Linked DNA regions of Homo sapiens: region 1 is linked to region 2. The links are chromatin loops, found by intact Hi-C in ENCODE. Cell type or tissue: chondrocyte. All regions are shown on one strand. Each heading gives the region's core, and the rest is flanking DNA. Links, peaks and the distances in the headings are about the cores only. Region 1 has its middle 130 kb from the start of NMUR2. Region 2 overlaps LOC124901118 (a long non-coding RNA gene).

Region 1 (15,208 bases), core at 3,923-11,922, 1.6 Mb before region 2:
GGCTTTCTTCTGTCAGTTGCATTTTATATTTGGGGTTTGGATCTTTGTAAGAGGATTTTCTCAAATGTTTTAGGATCATTGGTGGTTTTTTTCTTATTAAAGACAGGCCTGTGAGATCGGGCAGAAGTGGTGAGCCTCAGGTTGGAGCTAGTCAACAACGGACTTTACTGAGGTTGATCTGGAAGGACTGTGTTCTTGGGGGATCCCCCAAATGTCAGTGCTTTTAGGTCTTTCCTTGCACACCTATCAGGTTCCCCAAAGAAGATTTTTTCAGTTTGAGAACCAAGAAGGAACAGAGGTCACTAGGACCCAATATTCAACAGTCACCATTGACAACCTGGAAGAAAAAACACCAGTAATGTGTTTCTCTTTCAGAAAATGAACCTGTTACTGTCATTCACAGCCAAAAGGCAATGTATCTACAAGTGGATCTTATTTGGATGAAAAGAAAGAAAACTCGCTTTGCAATAAAGATGAATGTTTTATAAATGCACTGGATTAGAAACTGCTTTTTACAGGTTTGAGACTGAGTTTTGTGTCTTAAAAAGTGTGTGACTCCTGATTATCTAAAAGTGGTAAGAAAAGTCTCAGACTACAAGAATTTTCATTCAGGGATAGAAAAAGAACAACATACATTGAGTAGGAAATTGCTGATAGAAGAAATTGGAGACAGAAGTAAAGTAACTTATATGATGACTACCTAGTTTCTACTTCATTGTAGAAGTTAAACATTATTAAAAATTACAGTTAATCAACATATTAACCTTCTCTACTAAAATCACAGGGAACTGAGAATGTGTTCTCTCTGATGACTCTACTTTTAATTTACATGTAATTTTTACATAGCATTTATATGTTTTTGGAGCCCACAAACTGACATTATTATTTTATACAAGGTTCATACCTATTTTCACATTTACCAATTTGTTTGTTCCCTTGTTAAAATTTCAGAACTACTTTCTAGGTCATTGTTCAAGTTTTTATAATCATGAAATATATCCTTTGAAAATTTCTTTATTAAGGTTCTACAGTTGGCAAGCTCTTAAGAATTATTTTTCCGAAAATATTTAACTGGTTTTATTGGATGCATATTTCTAGATTGACATTTATTCTCTGTCTTTCATTTTTGCTATTGAGAAGCTTATTGCGAGTATAATTGTTGCTCTTTGCCAGAAACTGATCTCTTCCCTCTGGTAGATTTTAAGTCCTCTTCTTTGATTTTAATGTTTTGCAGTAATACTACAATGTGCCTTGGTGTGCCTTTTTTTGGTGACTTATCCTACCTGATGCACATGGTGTTTAATCTTTGTTTGCATTGTAGTACTGCTGCTTTTAGCTGCGACTGCTTTCTAGGGAACTTCTGTCTAATCCTCTGCCATCATGAAAGGAAGCAATGAACACTTGCTAGAATTTATGGGATAATAAAAGAGATATAACTATTGGAGGAAATGTGCATTGGGTCCTGAGTCATACCTGAGAAAGGGAAAGTGGTCCAGGACATAACTGAAGTCCTCTCTGATGATGAGTCAAAAGGGGTGCTGTTCAGAGGACAGCCTGGCAGGAAAAAGGAAGCCTTACATTAAGAGGCTGTGGAGTGCTGTGGAGTATACTTTGGGGAGCAGCCAGCTGGAGGAGAAGTACCCCTACATCAGGGAGCTGCAATTGGAGAGACCCAACAGTGAGGACAAGATGCTGGAGAACTCCTGGAAGCATCCTCCCCACATCCTCAGCTATGTGTCTCTTGTCACCTCAACTGTTTATCTCTTTGTCCTTCTGGGTTGATTAAAAATACCTTTAAATAACTCTAAAAATATCTTAAGTATCATTTTGGTGAGGCTTTAGGAGAAAACAAGAATAAACATGTACACAAAGATTCTTAAATGTTTTTTAACACTTAAGTTATATTTCATGTAGTATTTGGGAGAATTGTTATTTGTAATATTGAATGTGTGTTATGGCACAGAATAACCACACACTTGCAATCCTATCCCCCAACCTAAGACACACAACAATACCATTGTGGCAAGATGCCTGAGCACATTCCCCTTGGCATCCCCTTTTCAAGCTACTCAGAGAATCCCCTCCTAAATGTGTTTTCTTGCTTTTTTTGTTTAATTTCTTGGTTTTGAAATATTATTATATCTTTACTCTCTATTTGATAATTTCAAGATTTGAAGTCCTCTGGAGTCTAAATTTGCTTAATCTCATTTATGGTTTCTTGCTTCCTCATGTATTTATTTCTGTTATTGTTTTACCTTTCATGAAGTCATTTAAAGCTGAACTTATTGAAGAACACTAAACGACCAAAATTTGGGATGCATTGTTCTGTGGTGTACTTGTGTTTGCTTCTGCTGGACCTCAGGAGATGCTACCACATAGGGGCTACTTTATTTCCTTGGCTTGGGATTTCTTTCTGACCAGAAAGATGGTATTCATTCTAACTCCAGACCCAGGTGAGAGCAGGCCAAGAGCTACAGTTCTCAAGGGAAACTGCATATGGAAACAATTGCAGCCAGAATTCCCAGTGGCCTCCCTTTGCTGGTAAGCAGACTCTTGCAGGGTATAGTCCCCCTGTGAACCCCTGGCTTAATGTAGGAGTCTAAGTTCAGCTCCAGTACTTCTCAAAGGCCTGGAGTTGCTCATTTCCGATTTCCCTTCCTGTTTCAGCATTGCCTTGAAAGCAGTCCTGATTTATACATTTGATTGATGCTGTGGTGTTAGTGCTTTGCTTGTTCTCACTGGGTTGCTTTCACTGTTACTGTTTATATGGCCTTATTTTCTTGAGTGCTTAGCAATGAACTAAAAAAAATAACACATTTGTCATAACTTATCTAGGTCTCATTAAGGAATCTAGTTCACTATATTGCTAGAAGCAAAGTCTATACTTGAAATTTTGCTATCCTTTGTAATATAAGAGCTATTATGAGAGAGGTTTGCATCTCTCTGTTTTGTTCAGTTACATTTCAGGAGTTGCTAGTATTGCTGATCCCATATTTCCTGTTTCACTTTTGCTTTTTATTCGAGTTTCATTATGACTAAAAAATAAAGTCAGTTTCTTCCTTTATAATTTTGTTTAAAAATTTTTCTTAGTGCTATATTAGGCGGCTTAAAAAAGTACTTGAAAAGTTTATATTATCTCTTTACAATATATTTACTATATTTTTGAAGTCTCCTTAATAATTTTTTACTCACCTGAAAGGTCAAGTTTTATAAGAGATGAACAGTTTCCTACTTTTTTTTTTTTGTAGATTTTACCTCCACTGTCTGTAGATGGTACTTTATAGATATCAATATTATATCTTTCAGTACTAAAAGATTGAATGATAACCGTGTCTTTATAGATTATAACCTTAAACATTATAAGGAGATTTTCTTTAATCAACACTTTTATGATATAAATAACATATGGAAATGGAAGAAGTTCCCTTATCCCTCTCGCAGGGCATGTGACAGGGGTGTGGCTTGCTTCTTCAGTTCCCCGCTGCTCAAACCCCTGTGGGGAACATACAGGCAGGTCGTGGGGAGAATTTTTGGGCTCCGACCCCATGGCAGCATCTAAGGTTGAGTGTTTACAGCTCCTGAAGCCCCAGTGGGCCTGTGTTACAGTGTGCTCTTTCAGCTTTGCTGTCTGCAGGCGGCTTGTGTTAATCAGCTCAATTAGACCCTCTGCCTTATCACAAGGACAGAGGGCTTTCTGTGTCCTGGGTTCCTGCCCTGGTGTACCGAAACAATGGGATCACATGTGAGCTTGGAGGATGGGTGCAAAGTTTTATTGAGTGATGGAGGTAGCTCTCAGATTGGTGGATAAGGAGCCAGAAGGGGGATGGAGTGGGAAGGTGGTCTTTCCCTGGAGTCGGGTCACCCAGCTGCGGGACTCTCTTCCAACTGCCTCAGATCGAATTCCATGTTGTCCCGCCGTCAATGGACTGCCGGTATCTACTGGTGTCTGTCAGTGTGCTCTTCTGCTCCTCCTGACGTCCAGCAGCTTGTGTCTGTGCTGGCTATGGTCTGGGAGTTTTTATGGGCACAAAATGGGGGCCAAGGCAGGCCAGAGTGGTCTTGGAAAATACATCATTTGAGTGTGAAAACAGGAGTGCCTGTTCTCACTTAGGTCTGTGGGCACAGGACTGAGGGTGGAGCCCTTACCAGGGACACTGCCCTTCTCTGTCGAGCACTTCTCTGCCCCCCTCCCATATCAATACCAACTTTGGATCAGACAAAGCCAAATAAATACCCCTAACTGATCACATAGGATGCCCCACATTTAGTAAATGACCTACAGCCTCCCCAGACCACTAGCTTACAGTCAGGGCACACCTGAAGTGTTCCAGTGTATCCACTCTAAAGCTTCTCCACTGCCCTGCCTGCCTTTGAGTCTCTGTTAAAACACTAGGGGTGGTGGCTGGCTCCCTTACTACAGCAAGCTCTGAACAAATAGGACTTGCTTGTTGTCATTGGGTTGGTCTTCATTTATTTCCATTTACTGTTGTATCATAAGGACTAGGTCAGAGAAAAGAAGCAGGAAAAAAATGTGCCTTCGTGGAACTCACATTCAAGTGGGGCAGTGATGAGAGGAGACAAACAGCAAAATGTAATAAGTAAGCAATATAGAAGTATGGGCAAGTTATAAGTGCTATAAATAAAAGACATGGGAGCTGGGGGAGGAGATTGCAATTTTAAACAGGGTTGTCAGGGAAGACTTGCTAATGAGGTGACATTTGAGCAAAGCCTGCTAGGAATGAAAGAGTAAGTCACACAGAGGCAATGGGGGAGGGGAAAGCATTTCCAGGAGGAGCCTCAAGGCAAAGGCTTGGAGGCAGGAGGTGCCTGGCAGTTTTCAGAAAAAGTAGGACTTGTGGCTGGAGTAAAGGGAGAGGGGAAAGAGAGAGGTGTGGTCAGAGATGTCAGGCAGCCAGAACATGGAGAACTTTGTAGGTCATTGGAAGGACATTGGCTTTTAAGCCAAGGAGATGAGAAGCCTTTGAGCAGGAGTGGCAGGACTCTTGTTTTAAAAAGATCTCCTGGCTGAATGGGCACTGTGGCTCATGCCTGTAATCCCAGCACTTTGAGATGTGAGGGGGGAGGATCACTTGAGGTAAGGAGTTTGAGACCACCCTGGCCAACATGGTGAAACCCATTATCTATTAAAAATACAAAAATCAGCCAGATGTGATGGTGCATGCCTGTAATCTCAGCTACTGAGGAGGCTGAGGCAGGAGAATCACTTGAACTCGGGAGGTGGAGGCTGCAGTGAGCCAAGATTACACCACTGCACTACAGCCTGGATGACAGAGTGAGACTCCATTTCAAAAACAAAACAGAAAACAAAACACTCCTGGCTTCTGTATTAAGATTAAGTAGAAGGATCATACGCCCTGCCTTGTGCAGGACGATCCTAGTTTATGCCTATTGTCCTAGCCCCTTTCACTTTCAAAAATGTCCCAAGTTAGAGGATGAAACACAGGATCTCCCTAAGAATAAACAACTAGGGGTAAGGATGAAAGCAGACACAACTAGGAAGCTGGTTTAATAATCCTGGTTACAAATAGTAGTGATGTGGAAAAGGGTGATGGCAGGGGAGGTGGTAAGAAATGTTCAAATTAGGCTTTATTTTCAAAGTGGAGCCAATGGGATTTCTACATAGTTCAGATGTGCGGAGTGGTAGAACGAAATGTTAAAAATGACTCTGCTGGGTTTTTTTGTTTGAGTGAAGAGAAAATGCATTTTTGTTAACTTAAATGTGGAGAAACTGGGACCTAATTGTCAGGGGAAGACTGGGAGTTTGGTTTTGGAAATTTTGTTTTTGGGTTGTCTATTAGATAATTGGGTGATAAAGAGTAGCCTCTGGAATGAATTTGGAGTTTAGGGGAGAAGTGCAGGGTAAATGTGTTTTCTCCATTTATTGAGTGCAATGTTTTACAAATATGCAGTTCCCTGTTAAAACTAAGTAGGCATAACTCAGCTATTTGCATCTAAACTGTCCCAGAAGTCAGGGCCTGATATCTCTTTTCTTCCTGTTTCAGTAACCACTTCTGTACCTTATGCTTTTAAGATACTTTTTTTTCTCTTTCTTTTCTTTTCTTTCTTTCTTTCTTCTTCTTCTTTTTTTTTTTTTTTTTTTTTTTTGCAATTCTAGTGGGACTCAAATGTAACACACTTTTATTGTTAAAGTCTAACAACTTAAGCAGAATTGTGATTTCAGACATTCTTAAATTTCCCTGGAAAATGAGAAACCTGTTGGACCTTCAGATAAACTCTTGCCTTCACTTCTAAATTATTTTCTTCCAATACCTATTTGAATATTTTTTTCTATTGCAATTAGTTTTTCTTCTTTTTCAGGGGAAGCAATTGTTCCTGTAATGGTCCTCTAGTATCTGCTCCCGTCTACATAGTTATATTTTTCACTAATCATTTTTATTTTGGTCTTTTTTGACTTCAACATTATATGTGATTTTTTCAAGCCTGCCTGCAACATCACTGACTTACTATTTTTCATAAATGCCATTTCTGCTTTAACTCCTCATCCTTTTAGACAGTATATGCAATACCAGTATTCCTGTACTGTTACTTTTCTTTTTATTGTGTGTTGTGGATTTATTTCATGTTTTAGAGCATTCATATTTCCTTAACAGGGAAAAGCAGTTGGAATGTATTATTTTCTTTGCTATCTCTCGTATTCCATATCTCTTTCATTCTTTCAGAGGTTCTGTATTAGGTTATTTCTTCTGCTTACCCGTCATTCAAAATGGGCAATTCTATTCAGTCCATAATAGTAAATATGGTTATTGAATGAGGCAGATTAAGTAAACCTCCAACAGAAAGCAACTTTATTCTTTTACTATTGCTGTTACTCTGTACTGTGTCAAACCGCCTTTCTATAGCCCTGACAGTACCTTGAGTATATTCCATAGCTTCTGATGTCACTTGTAGTAGTAATAAACTTCTCCAGGCATCCAGGCATCCTTTTCCAGGCATCCAGTCTAATATCAGCTTCAAGAGTTCTTCCAGTTTTTGCCTTTACCCCTTTTCTGTTGAGCCTAATCCAGGCTTGGTTACCAATGGAGAAGGCGAGGGATGGTTGGACAGCTTGGACATTTGCTCACTTGTGCTTAACAGGACTGCTCTGCCTCCTGTATGACTACAGGTAGGGCTGTGAGATAAGAGAAGAGGCATTAAAGTCTTATAGGACAGACGGGGTTGTAATCCCATGTTGATGCTCTCCAGCTATGAAGGCCGGCCCTATGAGGCTTTTGTGTAGACCCAACCTCTTCCGCAGAGGCATCCTGAGTCATAAGATGCCATCTGGGACTGTCTGCTGCTTAAGGCTCCTCAGTTGTGTCTAACAGTATGAGGTTATACATACAAGAATACATATTACATAGCATTGTTAGCGGTTATTATTACTCTTGTGAATGGTACTATTGTTACTACTGGTATGAGAGAGATTTTAGCCTCTTAATTTTGGCTAATTCTATGATGTACTTGTATAAGACAGGTGATGTTTAAATGAGAAATCATAACTAACTTTACTTGGCACTAGATATTTGAGAGAAATTGTATGTATTTATTTGTAGATTATATTCTGTTTTATTAGGGAGGAAAGAACTTAGAGGCTGAGTTTATTTCCATCATTAAAACAAAATAGATAACCAAGGCCCAGAGAGAAACAGAGGCCTGTCTACTCTCCAGGCACTAACAGTCAGGACTGGAACACAGAACTTCAACTTCTGTGTAGTTGTCCTCAGTTTCTGTGCTTTCTCCTTCTGAGGGGAGGTGCTCCGTACTTCAGGACTGAGTGTAGATCTCACCAGATTCTTCCTGCCCTCTTGGTGGGTAGCTCAGTTCTGACACATGCTTTGATAGATAATGCAACTTTTCCTTAAGGAACAAACCTTACCCTTTTAGTGAATGTTTGTAAACCTTTTAAGAATATAGCCACCAGATGTCACTGTAGGCTAGCTTATGCCAAATAAGACTATTGTATCTGTTGTCAGATTTGCTTTGAGGAGAAAATGGGATCGAATAAATGCTATACATCCTAATGTTTTAGCTTATAAGGGAATTTCTAGGGCTGTTTTGAGACAGACCACCAACCATGAGAACAAAATGCGAAAGAATCCTACAGACCCTGGTCTCTTGGTAATTACAGTTTAGTGGGATGTGCAGGAGGAGTCATGTGCAAAAAATTACATGTTACCCATCCCTTTTGCTTGCAAGTGAAATAGACCAAGACAGAAGACATCAGAGTGAGCGGAAGAAACAGCTGACAACATCGAAAGGGAGAAAATTGCAAGAAGTCTTGATGGATGTCTTAGATTTGGGTCTGTAGAGCGTTGAACCTGGAAGACGCCACTTGATGGTTAGAAAGGGGTGGGAAGGAAGGCAGAGTTAAATGTACAGCAACGTAAATGAGTGAAATGCCTGGACTTTTCAGAAGAATGGGAAGAGACTAGTTAACCATTCAAGATGGGATAAGTCCAAGAATGGTAGCGTGTAAGGCTGGCAGTGTGGCCTGGTGGGACAAACACAGTTTTTACAGACAGGCCACCTGAGTCCAAATCCCAGCTGTGGCACATACTAGTTGTTGGAACATACTCTGGGGCATGTTACCAACTCAAATTCCTCATAGAGAAAGTGAGATGATAATATATTCAACTCATAGGATTATGGAAAGATTGAGTTTATATTTTTACAGTGTTTAGAAAAGTGTCTAGCACTTAAGTACTACATTAAGTCTTTGAATAAATAAGTTTCTGTATAGCACTAGGCATAAGAAGTCAAAATAAGGTTAATGATTAAAAGGCAATAGTTTTGTATTATTTAAGGAATATTTATCTGGAAGTGAAGTGAACATAGGCCTGAGATATACCCAGATCAGCACCTGTTCACTGAACACTATGCCAGACATTTAATGGGTGTGGAATAAATTTTAAAAAACCTATAATGGTGTTGATAATAATTTCTATGTACTGAGCTGTAACTAGGGTCTAGGAACTAAGTTTGAAGTACTTTAAATGCATTACTTTAATCTCCAAAATTTGTAGGGTAGGTTATTATTATTTCAGTTTCATAGATTAGGGAAGTGAGACCCAGAGAGAATAATTAATTTGTTCAAGGTCATACAAGCAGTAAATAGCAAAGCTGAGATTCAAACCCAGAACCTGATCATTTAACCACTGCTCGAAGTACCTAAAAGACCTTGAGGCATACTATAAAATCACATTACTTTAGAGCCAAGAGGGACTTCAGTTTGACTGACTCGTTTTATGGATGAAGAAACTGAGAATTATAAATTTTAAGGGATGTATTCAATGTCATTTGGTTGAGGGATGGATGATATAAGAACTTAAATTTTCTGTTCCCAGTCCAGTTCTGAATATAAGGGGTTTTAAAAGTAAACAGGAAGTATCAATCCAGCGTATTATTATTCAAAGAGACTGTGCTAGATCTTTTATTTGTCTTTTGCTGACATTTTTTTTGTCTTGCTTCTGGTATAGTGTGAACTCTAGTGTGTTATAGTGGTCCTTGTTGTTTAAGATCTTTTTTCAAGATATAGAGTGGAGTGGAAACCCGCCTGGAGAGTATATAGTATTTAGTTCAAAATGTGAGTTACGTAGTGGACCTCAGACAGTAAAATCAGCTTCCTTGTCATCAGAGAATTCCAGGCAGGATAAGTTATCAACCTAGAATAATTCATGGAAGTTCATGTCCTCTACCAGGTCACAGTAATTGAAGTTTAATAGATTGCAGGCAGTGGAGGCAGAAAGGTGTAAACACTAATACATGACTAATTGTTTATTCCAACATATACAATAGACTGAAAATGAGTGTGAATTATAAATATGAAAGAGAGAGTAGATTAAGCCTTTGCATGATTAATGAGAAGTATATGTTGGAGAAAACAATTGTTAGTGTATGAGTGTTCACAGCTTTTCTTCCTTTACTGCCTGCCAAGTGGAATTCTGCCTGCCACGCTGTTTCTGGGATTCATTGTAAAAGCAGGATTGTGGGTAAGAGAGCTAATGGAAGTGAGCACAGATAGGCTGGATGGATTTAGTTTGGAATGAGCAAAGATGTCTCTTAGAAGAGGGGAAAAAACCAAGGTGGGTGGGATAAGAAAGATAAGAGTCAGCTTGGGGTGGGTTGAAGAGAGTTTTGCAGTTTTGAATTACAGTCAGTTGCTTTACTATGATAAATGAGGTTTAGATGCAATAGATGGATACAGAGAAAATCTTAAATTGGTAGGAGTTCTGAAATATACCTGCTATGGTTTGGATGTCCCCTCCAAAAGTTATGTTGAAACTTAATCCTCAATGCGGCAATATTGAGAGGTGGGGCCTTTCAGGATGATTGAACCATGAGGGTTTTGCCCTCAGGAATGGATTACTTTGTCCATAGACTAATGGATGATCATGGGAGGGGAACTGGCGCTTTATAAGAGGAGGAAGAGAGGCTTGAGCTAGTACGTTAGCACACTTGACCCCCTCGCCATGTAATGTCCTGTACCACCTCGGAACTCCACAGAGAGCCCCCACCAGCAAGAAGACCTTCATCAGATGTGGCCTCTCAACCTAGACTTCTCAGCCTCCTAACTCTAAGAAATAAATTTATTTTCCTTATCAAATCACCCATTTTTAGGAATTGCATTTTAAGCAATAGAAAATAGACGAATATAGTATTTCCTGGGATTTTACTACAAGGAAGCCTGATACAGACTCAAAGGACTCCTTAATTAAAATTTGAACATTAAAATAGTGGTTTTTCTAAATGTGACACCAAGCCATGTACTAAGTCAGAGGCTATCAGATTGATCTGGTCTAAATGTGAGGGGGAAATACATTTGTGTTGTACCTTAAACTCCTAGTAAGATCTTCACTTGTGTAACATCCTACTATACAGGACACAGTTTCCCAAACTGTATTCCTTGAGTCACTTGGATTAATTTTGTTAATAAGTGTTTGTACAATAAAGTTTTAAAACTAATACACGGTCTCTTCCATTCTGAGTGTCATGGAGCACATTAACATAGTAAAACCACCCAGAAATTCAGTATAACAAGGAAAAAATTTACATTTGACCACTGTTTTTCAGACTTAAGAAAATGTAGAACACCTATTACTTAACATCTTATGGGAATATTGTTTCATGGAATATTGTAGGAAATGCTAGTTCAGTTGAAAAAGTGTAGGTTTGGATAGCTGGAAACTAATTCCCAATTCTGGCCTTGTAAACTACTTAGCTGCAGTCAGTGCTACTCAAAATATGACCAAGGACTGCCAGTTTGCATACTACCTGCTATTAGACTGCACTACATAAGAAACTAGAATGTAATGAAATGTATAAAATAAGCATACAATTTAGTTGAGCTGGGGTTATTTGTAGCCAGACTTCGATGAAGGAAGTCATAAATGCTGATTTATATTCCATTACAAGTCTGACACTCTGAGTAGTATTAGCTGCAGTGATTGTAGTAAGTGACTTGATCTTTCTTTCCTTTTTTTTTTTTTTTTTTGAGATGGAGTCTTGCTCTGTCACCCAGGCTGGAGTGCAGTAGTGTGACCTCAGCTCACTGCAACCTCCACCTCCTGGGTTCAAGCGATTCTCCTGTCTCAGCCTCCTGAGTAGCTGATATTACAGGCACGTGCCACCATACCCAGCTAATTTTCGTATTTTTAGTAGAGACGGGGTTTCACTCTGTTGGCTAGGCTGGTCTCGAACTCCTGACCTCAGGTGATCTGCCCGCCTCAGCCATTTGTCCATAGATTAATGGTGGGATTACAGGAGTGAGCTACCATGCCTGGCCTCACTTGACCTTTCTGATTTAAATTTCACTTTCTCTCAAATGATTAGGTAGGAAAATAAACATGAAGATTCAACCTATTCTGAGTTCTATAACTCTAAACCTGGTAATCTTCTGGGAGCCTAGGGTCTTGGGAAAAAACTGAATATCTCTGTTGTAAACCTCTGGCATAATCCATGAGAATGATAAGGTTTCGACCTGCATCTTCACTTCTAAACTAGGAAAATGGAGACATTTAATATTCTCTAATTCTTGTCCTAATGAATGAACAGTAATGCTGATCTATATTTTATTGTTTTATTGTTGCTGTTTAAAGTCTATAGATATTATAGATAAAGACACAAGCTGATCATCAACTTCAGCAATGTTGGCTAGTACTTAAATTGTGCTTGCAACAATGGTATATCTGTTTCTCAGACAAACACATTTTGTTACAGGCCATTCTGGCACATTCTTGATCAGAGGTAAAGATAACAAAGATAATTCCAATATGGATGAGGATTTAAAAGCAGCAGGATACTCTGGAAGGGTTGCAGGCTTTTGCATCATGTAGACCTGGATTTATATTTCATCTCCATTATGTACTACCTCTATGACCTTGGGAAGTTCTATTAACTTTCATGGGTATTCATGTTCCCATCTATAAACCTGATAAGTGTGTTATGATGATTACATGAGATAATACTTCTAAAGTTTTTATTATTTTTGTAGATTTTTAAAAATAAGAAAAATATATGAGTTACAGAAAGGAGAATTACAAAATTAGAACAGAAGTGTTTAGGGAAAACAATGTGCAGGTCATAAAATGATGGCCACCAAAATACTGATTTAGACACAAGAATAGAGTCCACTAAAATCACTTGAATAGTAAAAAGTGAGCATAACTAGAGGTTTCACAAGTTCAGAACCTGTGTTCATAGGTCAAAGATAGAGTCAACAGGGGAAGCCTAGGCTGGAGTAAAGAAAATATCAGCCTTATGAGTTAAAAAATGGCTACATTAACACTCTCTATTCTATTCTGTCTAGACTAATAGCATTCTTCAAGTGGGAGAGAGCTAATAAAGATAGCTGTAACCGACCTGTATGGTGACTGGAATAATATTCAACAGGGTAACCAGCCTGAAGGTATCAGGTGAGTCAATCAATATATAAAACTTAACTGAGTTGTTGTCACCCTGAATAGTAGAATTGAGTTCATGTAATCCTAAGTAAAATGGTTAAACCCATTGGGACTTATAATTGCAAAAGATCTCTCAATTTTAAATAGGAAGGCTGCAGATTTTTTTTTTTGCCTCGTAATAACTCATATTTTTATAGTACTTCTCAATTTCCAAAGCACGTTTGTGTGCATTGTTTCAATGGAGCATTATGACAGCTAATAAGTCTCTGTGTGGTATAGCTAAGGACCCCAAAGCCCAGAAAGGTCAAATGATTAGCATAAGGATGCACAGCCAATACTTGGAAGAAGCAAGATTGCTATTAGAGATCTTAAGTCAACATAACTTAGCTTTTCCCAGAATGAAACAGTGTCTCTCCCTGAGAGTGAAAGTTATCAGTTACCATCCAGCCCGTTCACTTGTATTAGATGGAGACAAAGTCTCCCTGAAAGGATCAGTAGAAGTATAGTTGTTGACAGACACAGGATTCACAGCTTAAAGTTTCTCTTTCCAAATAAGCCACTTAATTGTTCTTTATTCTAAAATAATGGCCAAATGTGAATATTATTATTTCAGAATACTTAGAAGAGGTCACATGAGTTGAAAGATAAAACTGCAGGCCTTTATTAGTCATGGGTTGTTTAAGTCAGAGAAGATATGTACAGTATATTCAAGGTACTATTTTCCATTCCCATGACCATGACAGTCATAGATAGTCAATTGTGATATTCTTTCCCATTGGATCCAGATGAGCTTCATAGTTCTTTTCAATTTGGTGTTCTAGTCAGGCACTGCTAAGTGCTCAGAACTAGTCTATTTTCCATGTTGCTGTAGGCACAGACATGCTTAGAGGTTTGCCTGAGCCTTTTGATCTAAAACCATCCTTGAAACCCCATTTTCTTTTCTAGGTGATATTCAAAACAATTTTATTCTCTTTATTATGCCTGACACTTATTAACAAAATAGCCTGTGTTATTAAAATTCATGCAAAATTATGTAAACATTCCAAAGAACATGACATTTGCACAGAAGCTGACAGACTCGGTACTTTGTTTTTTCTACATCTTTGAGGATATTGTCGTTTCTGTTTGTAAGAAGACACAGTAGCCCTCCAGTAGTCATTCGTGAATTTCCCTCTTCAAAAGCATAATTGCTATGCACTTACTTCCTGTACTTCTAAGAATTAATTTTATTCTAGGGACCCAGTGAAGTCAATCATTTACTTTAGAGAAGAAAATTTTTCTACTTTATTGTTCATTGTTACTAGCTCAGAAACCAGTTATTTGTTTCATAAAGTGTAAGGCACTGCTTTAAATTGGAATCTCACTTCTACACCATAATTGAGTTCTTGGCACTCAATGTAACAAAGCAGTATAAGACTGTAAAGTTGTTTTAGAGCTAGGAATGAATCAATCACTCAAGGAAACTTTCTTGAAATAAATTTGCTTATATTCTCAACTTTATTTCCCTTTTACTGTCAACCCTCAGCCTCTCTTCATTCTGGTTTCCCTAGGGGGCAGGGGACTATAGAGGGCAAATGTATATGTTGGAAATGTTATTCTAAGTTATTCCATTACCTAAGTCTCATTCTTCCCTGCAAATGAGACCACTGATGTGATGGAAAAGATAATTAAATTTTAAGTTAGAAGACATTGTTGTATTTGAATCTTGGCCTGCCACTTTTTTCCTAGGTAAATTTAGTTATTACTCAAGACTTACTGGTTTTCAAGTAACAGAAACCCAAATCACACTGGCTTTAGCAAAAAGAGGGGGTTTAGTTCATATATCTAAGACTGATTCTGGCTGGCTCCAGGTATAGCTGGATCAGCATCCCAAGAACTATTACAAGAAACTTATTTCACCATCTCTTTAGCTCTTCTTTCCTCTCCTTTGGTGTTAATCTCAGATCCTACATGGGAGCACCCAATGAATTTAGGATTTCTCTCTCTGTCTCTTTATAGTTCAACAAGCCTCCAAGGAAGGAGACATTTCCTTTCTTTAATAAGACCTCCAAAGACCTTAGTACTGCACGTTGGCTTGACTTGTCTCCTGTGACCATTCCCAAACCAATCACTACAGCCACTGAGGATGAAATAGCCGAGTTTTCTTGCTTCTTGTCAGGAAAGAGATCACTCAGTAATCACCTCTATAGTTATTATGGCTGTTTGTGGCTGATGTATTATATGCTGTTCCAGGGCTATATGCTGTGTATTTCTGTTCCTTGGCTACCTGCTTATCCTTAGAGTTAAGA
Region 2 (15,208 bases), core at 4,922-12,921:
CCTTCAATTCTCATTTTATAGCTCAGTGTTCCCTCCTCAGCAGGAGGCTGTATCTCTGAAGAAGTCAGGCTGACATTGCAGGCTGCAATTACCATGCCCTTCGCCTGCCTGAGATTTCCTGGTCATTTCCTACCTTTGGCGCTGTTAAGATTTTTTGCATTTGTTCCATTGCACAGATATTTATCAAGCAACTGCTGTGTGCCTGGCACAGAGGTGGAGACTACAATGAATAGGGATGGATATAAAAAAAAATTGGGATGGCCTACCACCTTTCAGGTGACCCTACACAACCAATCAACAAATGTGTGTAGAGTAGGAACTAGAAATTGAGATTTAAGTGCATCCAACAGAACTAAATATTGTGACACATCTAGTTAAAATTGGTGCACAGAAGGTGGGGTTTAAGTGAGCTAAGTCCTCATCAATCATACTAAGAAGTCAATAGATAATATCTAGCCGATAAATCAAGAAACAGAGGTAATAAAGCTTTGACAGGAACCACCAGAGTGTGATGATAAAGAACACTCCGGTGGCTGGAGTCAGACACCCTGGCTGAAATCCCATTTCTGTTGTTCACCAGCCATGTGACTTTGAACACATCACCTACTTCTCCTTAGTTTTCATATTTGTAAAATGGGCATAATAATGATACCTACCTCATAGAGCTATGGGGAGCACTTAAAGAAATGATGTACACAAAGAGATTGGCACATGACAAGTGCTCCATAAATATTAGCCAAGGCTAAAAGCAGAACCGTGGAAAATCAGTGGTTTCTGGGGAACAGGATACGCGAGGGTGCAGGAGGTGGAAGGCAGATGCTTTTTATTATAAGCTTTCTTCATTGTTTAATTATATAACCTTAGGCATATATCACATTGCCAAAAAAGAATTTTTAAAATACACATACAAATTGGGTGACTACTATAGAAAACAGGACATTGACTGAACTCTTCTGGCCTGAGCAGCTCTTTTCCCGCCCCATTCAAAGCTCCTCCCCCTTCCTTGCCCCATCTTCAGCCTCAGTTTCCCACCACCCCACTTTGCTTCCTTACTTTCCGTTTGTCTTGTCACCCACTCTTAACTGCCTTAAGTAGGCCTTGGTGCCCTTGAGTCATTCAGTCCCTGGGCCCAGGAACCTGTTGCAATGCTATTATGAGGCCTAGGCCAAATATCAGGCACATGTCTGGGGTAGATGGTGTTGCATCTGGGCCTGCAGGCTGATGGATCTGCCACAGAGCAAGTGATTCCAGGGGTTCCTGGAAGCACCCACATCCCTCTCCAAGGCACCTTTGCCTCCTCAGATAAGGGAATGCTCACTGCACGAAGGTCCTGGGATTCAGATTCAGGGAACTAGGACTCCTCCCGGACGCTGCTGCTGTCAGGCTGTGTGACTATAGATAAGTCACTTTGCTTTTCTGAGACTCAACTTCCTCCTTCATAAATGAAGAGACTCTTCCATCACTAATGAGACAGATGTACTCTCAATCCACCACTGTTTCCAGATCTGATGATTTTGCCTACCCAGCACCCATCCATCCTTCCTCTGAACACAGGACTCTAATTTTCCTTTGAGACTCATTCTGCCCTACTCTCAGAACTCGAAGACTTAGGTGAGAGTTCACTCCTTATTCTGGGGGTAAGCAAGTGACCCAGACCTAGCCAGTGAAACTCGGAATGAGATTTTTAGTGAAGCTATTGAGAAAGAGAAATTTCCCCTGGCATTGCTAGCTGTCGGGATAATGTAAACCTAGAGCTGCTGGCAGGTGCCTGTCATCTGGAGAGAGTGGCCTGCCTGAGGGCAAAAATCATGAGTAAGAAGAAGAGTTGAGAGAGAAAGACAGAGAGAGAGAGAGAGAGAGAGAGACAGAGAGAGAGAGAGAGATTGTGGTTTGATGGCATCCTTTAAACACATGAAGTTCACAGCACTTGCGAAGTCCCTGGACTTTTCAATTAAGTAAGACAGCAAATTTCTGTCATCCTTTTCCTCTTTTTTATGCCCAAATCTTTTTTAAGCTGGTTTTCTGTCACGTTCTGTCTTTGAACATTGTTTATCTTCAAGAAAGTCTCTCCCATGTCCCTTTTTTTTCTTAGCAAACACCTATGCATCATTTAGGATCCTCCCAAACATCACCTCCCTTGTGAGCTTTTCCATGTGCCCTTTAGCAGAATTAGAAGTTCCTTTCTCTGGGCTTTCATAGCAGGCTGTAGTACATTCCTACAATAAAACCCTTATTGCATTATATCAAGTTTTTTCCATACTTGTGTGTTTAGATCCCTGTGTTCGAGTGCTTGTTTGTCTTTAAATTCCCAGTGCCTAGATCAGGGGCTGGCACACAGTTCATGTTTGATGAATGAGGGAATGAATGAATACATAACCCAGATCCTCCTGCTATGGCATTAGCCCTCTTTATGGTTGCTCAGAAGAAATAGAAACCAATTTGTTACTCTGCTCTATGTGGATTAGTCACACTTTAACTAACTACAGTGTGGTGCAATGTATTTACTGAGCTCAGTAAATGCTAAAAACAATTTCAATTTTAATGCTGAATTGTCAGTGCTTTTATACACTTACCCTCCCTTGCTACCCATCCCTTTTGTACTTACTCTGGAGGTCACTTGATGCAAGAGACTGGGAGTTAACTTCCACTCAGCTGCCTCTATGAATCTGTAGACCTTTCTCATCTTCATGATGAAGGGGCTGAATTGGATCAGTTGAAACGTCTAAGACCCACAGAGCTATGGCGACCACTCAGCCCTAGCTTGTTATTGCCATGCAGGAAAACAGGCCTAGTGTTGCCAGATCTTGCAGTGTGTGTGTGTGTGTGTGTGTGTGTGTGTGTGTGTGTGTGTGTAATTTTTATAGATCTTGCAATTTTTAAGAGAAACCAGGAGTGTGAATTTTTATATAAAATGCATGCTTTAAAAAATATTGTGTGGGCCTAGGCTGTGAAGAACCAGGCACTCTCCTACACTGCTTGTAGGAGTGCAAAAGGATAGCTTTACAATTGAAGATGTGTTTATCCCTTAATCCAGCAACTTCCACTTCTAGGAATCTCTCCTGAAGATTCACCTCCACACTACAGAACAAGCTGCACACAAGATTATTCATTATTATGTTATTTTAATAGCCAGAGATTGAAAACAACTCCAAATGTCCATCCATAGGAGACTGAACCTGATTCATTCACACTGTGGAGTACTTGCAGCTGAAAAAGAGAATGGGAATGATCTCTATGTATTTATATGAAGTGATCTCCAGGATCATTTATGTAATAAAAGCAAGATCCAGCCCCATATACAGAGAAGTGTTTTTCAAACGCAAATCCCCCAGCTGAGGATAAGACATTTGCAAAGCCCACAGCATTGGTTTTTCCCTAGGCAAGCTGTGCAGATGAGGGCATGGGCAGTGTAGCTCCCACTGAGTGTATGTGTGTATATGAACATGCATTCAGTAGGTGGCAGGAACTTCCTACAGGGACAAGCAGCTCAGAGAGCCATTGGCAAACCCAATGTCCCACTAGGAAAACATCCTAGAGGAATCACGCTAGTATAACTTTGCAGAAAATGTTGGACCTGGATTCAAGGAGTAGTGGCTTCTAATACCAGATCTTCCCCTAACAGCCAACAGGTCTTTTCTTCTTCCTCCCATCTAATGTAGTTGTTATTCATGTGCTCATTTCTACAATGCCTTTTCCACCACTAGACTGTGAATCCTGGGTGAACATCTGCTTGCTCACCACCCAATCCCTAACATCTGTTACAATGCCTGGCTTGTGGTAGGTACTCAATAAATATCTGTTGAATGCATAAATGAGTCAATGAGGTGATGTTCATAAAGAACTTAGCATAGTATCTAAGCATGGTTAAATCTTCTATTAAAGGTAGTAGTTGTTTACTTAATATTAGGATGATGCTGATTACTAGTTGTTTGACTTTAGACAAATGAAATCCCTGAGTCTTGGGGATATGGTTTGAATGTGTGTCTCCTCAAAATCTCATGTTGAAACATGGCCTCCAGGCTGGGCACAGTGGCTCACACTTGTAATCCCAGCACTTTGGGAGGCAGAGGCAGGCAGATCACGAGGTCAGGAGATTGAGAACATCTTGGCCAACATGGTGAAACCCCATCTCTACTAAAAATACAAAAAATTAGCCGGGCATGGTGGCAGGTGCCTGTAGTCCCAGCTACTCAGGAGGCCGAGGCAGGAGAATCTCTTGAACCCGGGATGAGGAGATTGCAGTGAACAGAGATCGCACCACTGCACTCCAGCCTGGTGACAGAGCGAGACTCTGTCTCAAAAAAAAAAAGAAAAAGAAAAGAAAAAGAAAAAGAAAAATATGGCCTCCAATGCTGGAGGTGTGCCTAGTGGGGGCAGATCTCTCATGAATGGATTGGTGCCCTCCCCATGGTTAGGAGTTCACAAGAGAGCTGGCTGTTTAAAGAGCCTGGCTCCTCCTTCCTCTCTCTCTTGCTCCCTCTCTTGCCAAGTGACACACCAGCTCCCCTTCCCTTCTACCACGTTTGAAAGCTTTCTGAGGCCTCACTAGGAATGAATGCCAGCACCACACTTCCTGTACAGCCTGCAGAACCCTGAGCCAAAGTAAACCTATTTTCTTCACAGATACCCAGTCTCCGGTATTCTGTTATGGTAACATAAATGAACTAATACATTTGGTTTCCTCATTTGTGTTATGGATACAATAATATCTATCTCCAGGTTTTGTTGCTTAATAAGCTAATAATATATACAGATCACACACTGTAAGGTTTCACACATAAAAAATACTTAATCAGTGGTAGAGAGTGATGTCACCAAAATGGTGGAGTAGAAGCAATCTGGCTTTACTCTCTCCCACTGAAAATCAAAATCAAATACCCAGCACCTAGATTATCACCAGCAATATCCCAGAACTCAAATGTGAGGATGAGAAATTCCCTGGGGCCACAGAGATGTAAAAAAACCCTGAGCAAATGGTAAGAGCAGACTCCTATATCTACAACACACCTCCACCAGTAAGTGGGGGCTGTTACTAAGGAAAAATAGGGCCAGATGTAATGGCTCACACCTGTAATCTCAGCACTTTAGGAGTCTGAGGCAGGTGGATTGCTTGAGCCCAGGAGTTCGAGATGACCTGGACAACAAAGTGAGACCCTGTCTCTACAAAAAAATCAAAAAATTTGCTAGGCATGGTGGCGTGCACCTGTAGCCCCAGCTACACAGGCTGAGACAGGGGGATCACTTGAGCCCAGGAGGTCAAGGCTGCAGTGAACCTTGTTCACACCACTGTACTGTCACTTGTCATCATCCTGGTGACTGAGCAAAAAAAAGAAGAAAGAAAGGAAAATAGTATAAAATAAATAAACAAAAGAATCAGGCAAATCTCTTAATTGATGTTGAAATGACAGACGCGTTGCCTCAAGAGCCTCTCTCTTGCACCTTTCCCTGTCTTCTAAGATATGGTAGCTATCCATTCTTCAACAAGTGCTGGTCGAACAGATACTATGTGCTAGGCACCACACCAGCTGCTAAGAGCAGCATTAAAACAATGAGTAATCAATGGGTATGAGTTTCTTCTGTGGTGATAAAAATGTTCTAAAATTGATTATGTTGATGGTTGCACGCAGCTGTGAATATATTAAGACATTGACTTGTACACTTTAAATGCGTAAATTAATTGTATGACATGTGAATTATATCTCAATTAAACTGTTAGTTTTTTAAAAAAAGAAAGGAACAATAGACCTGAGTCAACCACATTCTATCTGTGTGATTTTGGGCAAGTCACCTGACATCTTTGCTTCAGTTTTCTCTTTTGAGAAGTAGGAATAATAAAAGAACTACTTCATGGGGTTTCAATGAGGATTAAAAGAGAAGACATCTGTAAGGTGCTAGTTAGCACTTGGTATGTAATAAGAGGTCCATAAATGTTAGCCAACATCATCACCCTCATCTTTATTAGTATATAATGCTAAAATAGGAATATACACAGTAGTATGAGAAAAAAAGAGGAAGGAGTTCTTAGTCAAACTGGATGGGAAAGTGAAGAAGTGATGGAAGAGGAGATGGCATTGAAGCTGAGTAAGAATTCATCAGTACAAGAGGATGTGAAGGGTATTCCTGGAGGAGGAAACAGCATGAGCAAAGGCATGGGGGTGAGAAATAGCATTATTAAGGTAATGAGCGACTAGCAGTTTTGTATAAAGTGTAAGGCCAGCAACTCGGACTTTACTGTGAGGACAATAAACCTCCAGAGGGAAGCAACATGGCAAGTTGGCATCCCAGAATGGTCACTCCAGTGGAGAGGATGAATGTTAGGGAATGCAGGACAGAAATGGCAGAGGAGTTAGGAGTGAGAGATACAACAATTCAAGCGAGAGATGGTAATGGCTACAACTTGGACTTTGAGTCAAGAGTATCAAGTATCAAGGCCAGGGCTCCTTTGGTCGTAAGTGACAGAGTCACTCATAACGTCAGGGAAGGCGTAAACTCCAAGGCAGGGGCTTCAGTCTAGTCAGGCATCCCAGAAACCAGAACTGGAACTGGAAAACCAGGAGGCAAGGTGATTCTCTTTCAGTTTTCTCTCTCAGCATCCCTGCCTCCCATACTTGGGCTGCACTGGCTTCTTTTGACTGAAGCACTTCCTCTGTTACTCCTGGTTTCTGCCTTCCCATATCTTCTCCTTCAGTGTGGCCCAAGAGTAATCTCCACCCTTGTGCTACCTGAACTGCCACCTTCAGAGGCCACCACCAGCTGCCTTCTTCCCTCTGTGTCACTGGATTCCAATTTCTGAGATAGAATCTGAATGGCTCAGCTCATCCTTTTGAACTTGCCTTAGGACAGTTCAGGAAAGTCATAGGTCAAGGACCAGCCCAGAAATGAGGGTGGAGGCTGTCTACAAAGTAGAAAACGGAGTCATTATAAGTAGCAGGTTTCTGCTCAAGGATTCATCTTACAGGCACCTGAAATATGTCTCATATAATAGGCCTAGAGGGGAAGGGATACATTTAAAATTTATTAGGCAATAAAACCAGCATTATTAGGTAATTGTTTGAATGTGGGAGGGGAGTTGACCCGGAGGCATGGATGACATCAGGGGTTGGCTTGGGTAACTGGTTGATCTCTCAGCTCCACTTTCCCCTGTGTTGGGACTGTTTTCAGGTTCTCAAGAAGCTTTTCCCTTGATTGAGTTAGGGTCTGCAGGAAACGAATGGCACTCTCACACTGGAACATTGGAAGAGAGTTTAATAGGAGGAAAATGGGGCAGGGTATAGTGTAACCATGAGGGACGGGGCAGTACCATGGGGCCAGAAACAGCGTGTGATGTCCAGCCCTAGCCCTGAAGGGTGAGGAAAGGGGCAGTTATTGGAATCTAGAAAGGGAGGACTGTTTCAAGAAGCCTGCGCGATGGGAGCCATGGACTTTTGTGGAGGACACAGACAGCCTGCGGCAAAGTTGCAGCAAGGGAATGGCGGGGGAAAGAAATGCTCTGACCTGGCTCTTCTCCCTCCCTCTGAAATCCTGCCCTGGCTCCTCAAGGGCTAAACCCAACAGGAAAACATAGAGCAAGGAAGCCCACTGATGTAGTCTACACCGCCTCCCTGGGGTGGGGAGAAGGTGCGGAGGAGCCGAGTCAAGAGGTCCAATACACGCCTCACGGTGGGGCTCACATCCAGCTCGCAACAATCCGCTGGAAGAAGCCACTACTTTCTTGATAGCCTCTATACAAAAGCCACGGAATTGAACCTCGATTGTTCAGATTCCGTCCCTGGACCAATCACTGCAGCTGAAGGGGGTTACTGCTCTGATTGGCTAAGTTCTGAGATGCAGAAGGGTGAATCTTCAAAGAAAATCAGGGTGTTGTTAACTATCCAGATAAAAAGAACACTACTGCACATAATGGGGCTCCTTGAGAACTTTTGAGAGGAGTTTATCAATCCTGCTGGAGAGATGGGTGGGGGTGGGGGAAGAGACCAGAGTGCATCCGTGAAGAGGTGAACCCAGTCATAAGAGATAGAGACATCTCTCTTCAAGCTTCACCTTTTTATTTTGTTTGTTTATTGTGACAGAGTCTCGCTCTGTCGCCCAGGTTGGAGTGTTGTGGCGCGATCTCAGTTCACCACAACCTGCGCCTCCCAGATTCAAGCAATTCTCCTATCTCAGCCTCCCAAGTAGCTGGGATTACAGGCGTAAGCCACTGCGTCCAGCCCAGCCTCACCTTTTTAAACAGGGATGAATCAACCATCTGTGGCTCCAGCACTCACCAGCAAGTTGTTAAACAAGTTCAGCCTTCTTGTCAAGAGTGCAGACCCCTCGTTGGCAGCAAAGACCACCAAGCCCTGCTTCATGAATTCATTCCTTGCAGTTAGACCTAGAAGCGACTTCTCTGGACCCACTGAAGTTTGCTGGAAGGTGCCACCTAGTGGAACAATAGAGGACCTACCGCTTGGACAAAAAGAAACCTTAGCAGGATTTTAGAGCCCTGAGAGCCATGTTGGAGCAGTGGTTCTCTCAAACTTGGCTACAAATTGGAATCATGTAGGGATGGCTGAGTCTGACTCCCAGAGATTCTGACTTAATTGGTCTGGGATGCAGGTTAAGCATCCAGAGCTTTTAATGGTCCACAGGTGATTCTAATGTGTAGCTAAGGTTCAGACTACCGGGTTATAGAGTATCCAATCCTCTTACTTTACAGAGGTGCCCACAGACTGCAGCCGTTCTTCCAAGAGTCTCAAACTCCTAGGAAGCCCCCTTTGGTCCTGTGCCCCACCACCTCTCTGTGTTTTGTATACCTTTTTTTTCTTTTGTACAAAAATGAAAAGTAATTAAACAGAAAGCACTCTCGTTTACCAAGCCCTGATACTTTCATGGCAGTGCCAGGAGGAGGATGGCTCCCTATACACCTGATATTTGTATCTGACCCTACTGGCTAATGCTCTGTTTGAGATGGGTCCACCCAATGACATAGTATATTTATTCTTTGTTTGAGATTTGTGGCCTTCTCTGTTTGCTCTTTCAAAGTGTATCCTACTTGAGGTACTTTTGATATCTACTGTCTTGATTCAGTGGTGTTCCTTTATAGTTGACAGGATTGATTTAATTGGCATCTCATTGTGGAAATGACAAAGTAGGGTCTGGGAGAAAAAGAGAAAGGGAGACAGGCAGTTCCCATCTAGAGGTCATTTCAAATAGGTGTTGGGGCTCAGAAAAGGACACCCCAAAATATGGCACTTTTGCATGCTGACTCCTTTGAACTAAGGAGACTGACAGCCCTCAGAAATAAGCTTCAGAAGTAGAGGAATTAATGTCTTAGACTCCTTCTCTGAAATCTATGTTAACCAGAGAGGAGGAGCTCCTTCTGCAGGAGAGGAAACTAAAAGTCTCCAAGCCCAGATACCACACACAGACAGACTTTTCACCTGTTCTTTCAACTACTCTTCTGAGGGTTGTTACCTGAGAGACTTTATCTGCATAATAAGACAACCTTTGTTCACAGTGCAATTCTGCCCCCCGCCTTTTCATAACTTGTCACCACCTCTGAGGAACTTTGTCCCAGGTTATTGTCTGTTCTCCAGGCTCATTCATCTCCCTTAAAAATCATTTACTCTTCTTCTAAAATTGCCTACATCCCCCACTTTATTCTTTCTTATGATGAGGGTATTTAAGCTTCAACCATCTGGCCCTTCTTTGAGTTTCATATTTTGTGTGGCTCCCATGCAAATGGCACATTAATAAATGTGTAGGTCTTTTCTCCTGTTAGTTTGTCTATTACCAGTTTATTTTGGAGACTTAAAGACTCAAACTTTCAGAAGGGGAGGGAGAAATTCCCTTCACCCCTACATAGGCATCCTGCAAACCCTTTCTTTGCATTCAAAATAGGAGTTGAAGTGCCACTAGATGCAGAAACTGGATTGAATCCCAAGTGGTGTTCCATGTCTGCCCCCACTTTTCCCATCCTACCTTGCAGGATTTAGTCACAGAATTTTGAAATTAAAAAAGACCTTAAAGAGCATCCGGTTCAACTGCTTTATTTAATACAACCATGTTCTGTGTTTATCTAGACATCTCTCCTTCCTGCTGCCATTACACTCACAAACCCACACATGATAAACCTGAAGCTCAGAGAATTTGAGTGACCTGTCTGAGATCACACAGGAAGCTAGAAGCAAAGTCTAGGCTGATTGAGGCTGACCAGGTACAGGTGGGGAAATTTCAGCTCCAGGAATTTTTTTCTCTTCCTCTGTATTATAAGTTTGAGCCTTGTTAAATGACCAACCTGGCGCAGATAGAAATTTGGGTCATTGAGACTAGTGTTAATGAGTTTTCTGAATACAGATTTTAAAGAGGTGGGTGTAGGATTATTAATTAATTGACTGATCGATTCATTTATTTCTCAGATGTTTGTTGAGCGCCTATTTTGGGGTAGGTACTGTGCTAGGTATTGGGGATATGCCAGGGAATGAAAACACACATGGCAAGTGTGAAAGGAAAACAGACTTTGGGACCCCAAAACCACAAAGCCAAAGGGAAAAGTCAAGCTGGGAACTGCTTAGGGAAAACCTGCCTCCCATTCTACTCCCACACAGATAGCATTTCCCTGATGAAATATGATGTGGAATATTTTTTTTTTTTTCTCAGACGGAGTCTCACTCTGTCACCCAGGCTGGAGTGCAGTTCCATGATCTCGGCTCACTGCAATCTCTGCCTCCTGGGTTCAAGCGATGCTCCTGCCTTAGCCTCCTGAGTAGCTGGGATTACAGGTGCATGCCACCACGCCTGGCTAATTTTTGTATCTTCAGTAGGGATGGGGTTTCACCATGTTGGTCAGGCTGGTCTTGAACTCCTGACCTTGTGATCCGCCCGTCTTGGCCTCCCAAAGTGCTGAAATTACAGGTGTGAGTCACTGCACCCGGTGATGTGGAGTATCTTTTTAATGTGCTTGCTTGTATAAACCAAAAAGTATCTGAGACAAGTCTCAATCAATTTAGGAAGTTTATTTTGCTAAGGTTAGGGACGTGCCTGTGACACAGCCTCATGAAGTCCTAACATGTGGCCAAGGGAAATGCAAATTAAAACAGTGAGATACCTCTACACACCTGTTAGAACGGCCAAAACCCATAACACTAACAGCACCAAGAGCTGGCAAGGATGTGGAACAATGGAAACTGTCATTCATTGCTGGTGGGAATGAAAAACGGTATAGTCACTTTAGAAGCCAGTTTTCCAGTTTCTTGAAAAACTAGAAAAACCCTTACCATATGATCCAGTAATTGAATTCCTTAGTATTTACCCAAAGGAGTCAAAAATTTATGTCTACACAAAAACCTGCACATTGATGTTTGTAGCACCTTTATTCATAATTACCAAAACTTGGAAGAACCAATATGTCCTTCAGTAGGTGAACGGACAAACTGTGTTACATCCAGGCAATGGAATATTATTCAGCACTAAAAAGAAATGAGCTATCAAGCCACAAAAGGACACACGGAAGGACCTTGAATGCATATTGCTAAGTGAGAGAGGCCAATCTGAAAAGGCTACTCCATACTGTGTAATTCCAACTATATGACGTTCTAGAAAAGGCAAAACTATGCAGACAGTAAAAAGATCAGTGGTTGCTGGGTTAGGGTAGGAAGGATGAATAAATGGACACAGAGGATTTTTAGGGCAGTAAAACTGAGGCAGGAGAATAAGGCCTGGAGGCAGGGAACCTAAGGACTTCGTAGAACTAAATCAAACTGAAAAAGCCCAACTTTCTAAGACCAAGTAAATAACTTTGTAACTCTACTTCTGCTATGACAGGAAACATCCTCTTCATTTGCATAGGATGTACACCAAGTAAATAACTTCGTAACTTCACTTCAGCTTCTTCATTTACATAGGGTATACACCAAGTAACCAATGGGAAACCTCTAAAGGGTATTTAAACCCCAGAAAACTCTGTAACCAAGCCCTTGAGCTGCTTGTTCGGGCCCCCTCCCACCCTGTGGAGTGTGCTTTTGTTTTAAACAAATCTGTTTTCTTGCTTCATTCTTTCTTTGCTTTGTGCGTTTTGTCCAATTCTTTGTTCAAAACACCAAAAACCTGGATACCGTCCACCAGTAACAAAACTACTCCGTATGATACTATAATAGTGGATATGTCATTATACATTTGTCCAAACCCATAGGAGGTATAATACCAAGAGTGTATCCTAATGTAAACTATGGATTTTGAGTGACAATGATAATGTTAATGCAAGTTCATCAATTGTAATACATATAATACTCTGGTGGGGGATGCTGATAATTCAGGAAGCTATGCATGTGTTGGGACTGGAGTATACAGGAAATCTCTGTACCTTCTACTTAATTTGGCAATGAATCTAAAACTGCTCTAAAAAGTAAAGCCTACTAAAAACAAACAATACCAAAACCAAACACGGTCTGTCTCTGTCCTCATGGGACTTACAGTCCAGTGCGGGAGACAGATATCAAACAATGACCCAGCAACTGTAAACATTGTGACTGTTAAGGAAAGGCATTGCTAAGAGGTTCCATAGCTGGGGAGCTTACTCTGTTTAGGGAGGTTGGTCAGGCTTCTCTGAGAATGTATCATTTGAGCTTGATGATGCCCAAGGAAAGAAGAAGCAAGAAGGCTTTAAATTTGCAGGAGACACAGAAGTCCAACACTTATAGCATTCTGGGTTTTGCTTGCAGTCAAGCAGACCTCTCTCATATCAACCTGGAAATTATATCATTATAGAGTCATAATTATTCTCATTTTTCAGATGAGGAAATTGAGTAGCTAAGGGACTTGGCCAAGGTGAAAGAGAGTTAGACTGACATGCAGACCTGTTGGTCTGCAGATCTCTTGACTTGCTGACCCATTCTACTTTTACATCTTCTCAGCTCAGGGCTGGTCCAGACGAGCCTGAGGGTATAGTTCTTGACAAATGGGGTCAGTAACAAGGGACCCTAAAAAAGCCAAGGTGAGGACATCGAGTAGGAACGCTTTTCATATCCTCATCAGGGAGATTGAAGGCCTGCGCCTGTCACCTCTCCTCTGGTTGACCCTTCTTGCTGAAGTATATTCTGGGGGGATACTGAAAGACCTGTTGTTACTGATGACAAGATAAGAAACCGAAGAGTGAGCAAGAGAATACGCAGCTCATTTAAAAAACAAAACAAAAAAAGTAAAGATGGGAATATGGGGAAAGAGAGGAGCTTCTCATTCATCAAATGTATGTTTTAAGCCCTTTCTGCGTGTCAGGCACAAATGTTCCAGGATGGAGGAATATAGCAGGCAATGAGCAGACAGGGCCCTTGCCCCATGCAGCTGATATTCTATTTGGGAAAGCCCAATAATAAACAAGTAAATAAACACATAAATGAGACTATGGCAAAGAGGGATATGTATGCACTGTGAAGGAAACATGGCAGGATGTAAAGTATGGGAGAGAGTGCCTGGGTAGTTAAGGAAGGTCTCTGTAAAGAGGTGATATGTAGTCTGGGACCTGAAGGATGAAAGGGAGCTAACAGTGGAGGAAGATCTGGGGAAACAGCTGGCAGAGACAAGAGCTAATGCAAAGGCCTTGGGGCTGGCATGGGCAGAGGGCCTTCAAGGACCAGGAAGAAGGAGAGTGTGGCTGCTTTGGAGCGAATGAGGAGAGTAACAGGAGATGAGAGCAGAGAGGCACAGGCCAGAGCAGAAGGTTTTGCCTGACAGCTGAAATTCTGTTCATCCCTCTCAACGCTCCTGTGTTGTTGAGCTTTTATTTCACCCAGCTACTAGTGCTTACATTCGACCAGGGTCTGCACGGTAAGCCCTTTATGCACATTATCTTATTTAACGCCCACAATAGGCCTAGAGGGCTCAGTCTGAAAGTAACATTTTTTGTTCAATTTCAGTCAATGACCAGATCAGTTCTCCCAGGAAACCAGCCAGAGCTAACAGACTGCCCATGTCTCAAATGGTATTGTCTCAGCGAGCGGAATAAAGCCCCAGAAGCCCACCCCCTGCCTGGTGCATCCCATATTGTACAAAGTGATCAAAGAGTCCCTGGATTAAAGCTGGGTTCTTGGGCTAGAGTCCTCATTGGGGCCAGACTGGGCTGGCATGCAGCTTTGATCAACAAGTGACATGAGAAAAAGCTCAAATCCAATTTTGTGCAGAATCTTCTAAGGAGCTAGAAGAGGGGATGGGAAGGAGAGAGATGCTGAGTATCTTCCCTCCTGTACTTGATCTTCACTGCTATACAGTACTTCACTCAACAGGGGCTTATTGAACACCTACTGTGTGCCAGACCCAGGAAAGGCCACAGCTTAGTTTGTGTGGCTGGGTGGGAATATGAGTTGAAATCCACACACCTTGGCTCTGTTCTGGCTGCTTTAGCACAAGGAGAGGGGGGATCCTTTCTGTAAGTTCTTCTGCCTGGAAGGAGCACCAGTTTTCTGATTCACAATGAAGGGAAATACAATTGTGCATGGCTTAGTGATGGGGATACGTTCTGTGAAATGTGTCAATAGGTGATTTCTCATAGAGAACATCATAAAGCATACTTGCACAAACTTTGATAGGATAGCCTAATACACATCTAGGCGACACGGTATAGCCTATTGCTCCTAGGTTACAAACCTGTACAGCATGTTTCTGTACTGAATACTGTAGGCAATTGTAACACAATGGTATTTGTGTATTTCAGCATATCTAAACATAGAAAAGGTATAGTAAAAATAGAGTATTATAGTCTTATGGGAACACCATTGGTATATACAGTTCATTGTTGACTGAAATGTTGTTGAACAGTACGTGACTTTATGTGCTGACAGAGGCACGGAACACCATAGAAGGCAAATACAAAGTTCCTGTCTGTTTGGAACTCACATTCTAGACAGGGAGACCAAAAATGATACCTGCTTTGGAGAAAAATCAAGCAAATGGAGATGGTGGTGGTGCTAGTTGATATCTTAGATCAGCTGGTCAGGGAAGCTCTCTCTGAGGCAGGACCCCTGATCTGGTTCCTGAGAGAAGGCGGAGAGAGAACCATGCAGAGGGGTAGAGGAAGAGATTTCTAGACAAGGGCACAGTAAATTTGCAAAGGCCCTGAGGGAATCATCAATTTGGTATACATTTGAGGAACATAGCAAGACCAGTGTAACTAGAAGAGAAGGAAAGAAGGCAAAAATTAGAAGTTGGGTCAAATAATGTAAGGCCTTATGGGCTGTGG

The links. Hi-C counts contacts between places; a loop is a spot of excess contacts. Peaks named below come from ENCODE experiments on the same cell type or tissue, not always from the same donor. Only the 100,000 strongest peaks of a DNase experiment are listed, where the experiment ranks them.
Region 1: a loop joins it to region 2, with 9 times the contacts of the local background. A loop is called at or near these places in 7 of 110 quality-filtered maps.

Annotation. Positions count from the first base shown.
Region 1 is chr5:152,524,878-152,540,085 of GRCh38, forward strand. No RefSeq gene overlaps it. Among named protein-coding and RNA genes, the nearest start is that of NMUR2, 130 kb to the left of the region's middle. In chondrocyte, for the core only: CTCF peaks have their summits at 7,939 (motif pointing right) and 8,163; no DNase peak of the experiment used is centred there.
Region 2 is chr5:154,171,875-154,187,082 of GRCh38, forward strand. LOC124901118 (a long non-coding RNA gene) reads right to left here. Exons shown (of 2, transcript XR_007059010.1): 2 at 3,106-3,207. Among named protein-coding and RNA genes, the nearest start is that of GALNT10, 11 kb to the right of the region's middle. In chondrocyte, for the core only: CTCF peaks have their summits at 8,422 (motif pointing left) and 8,650; no DNase peak of the experiment used is centred there.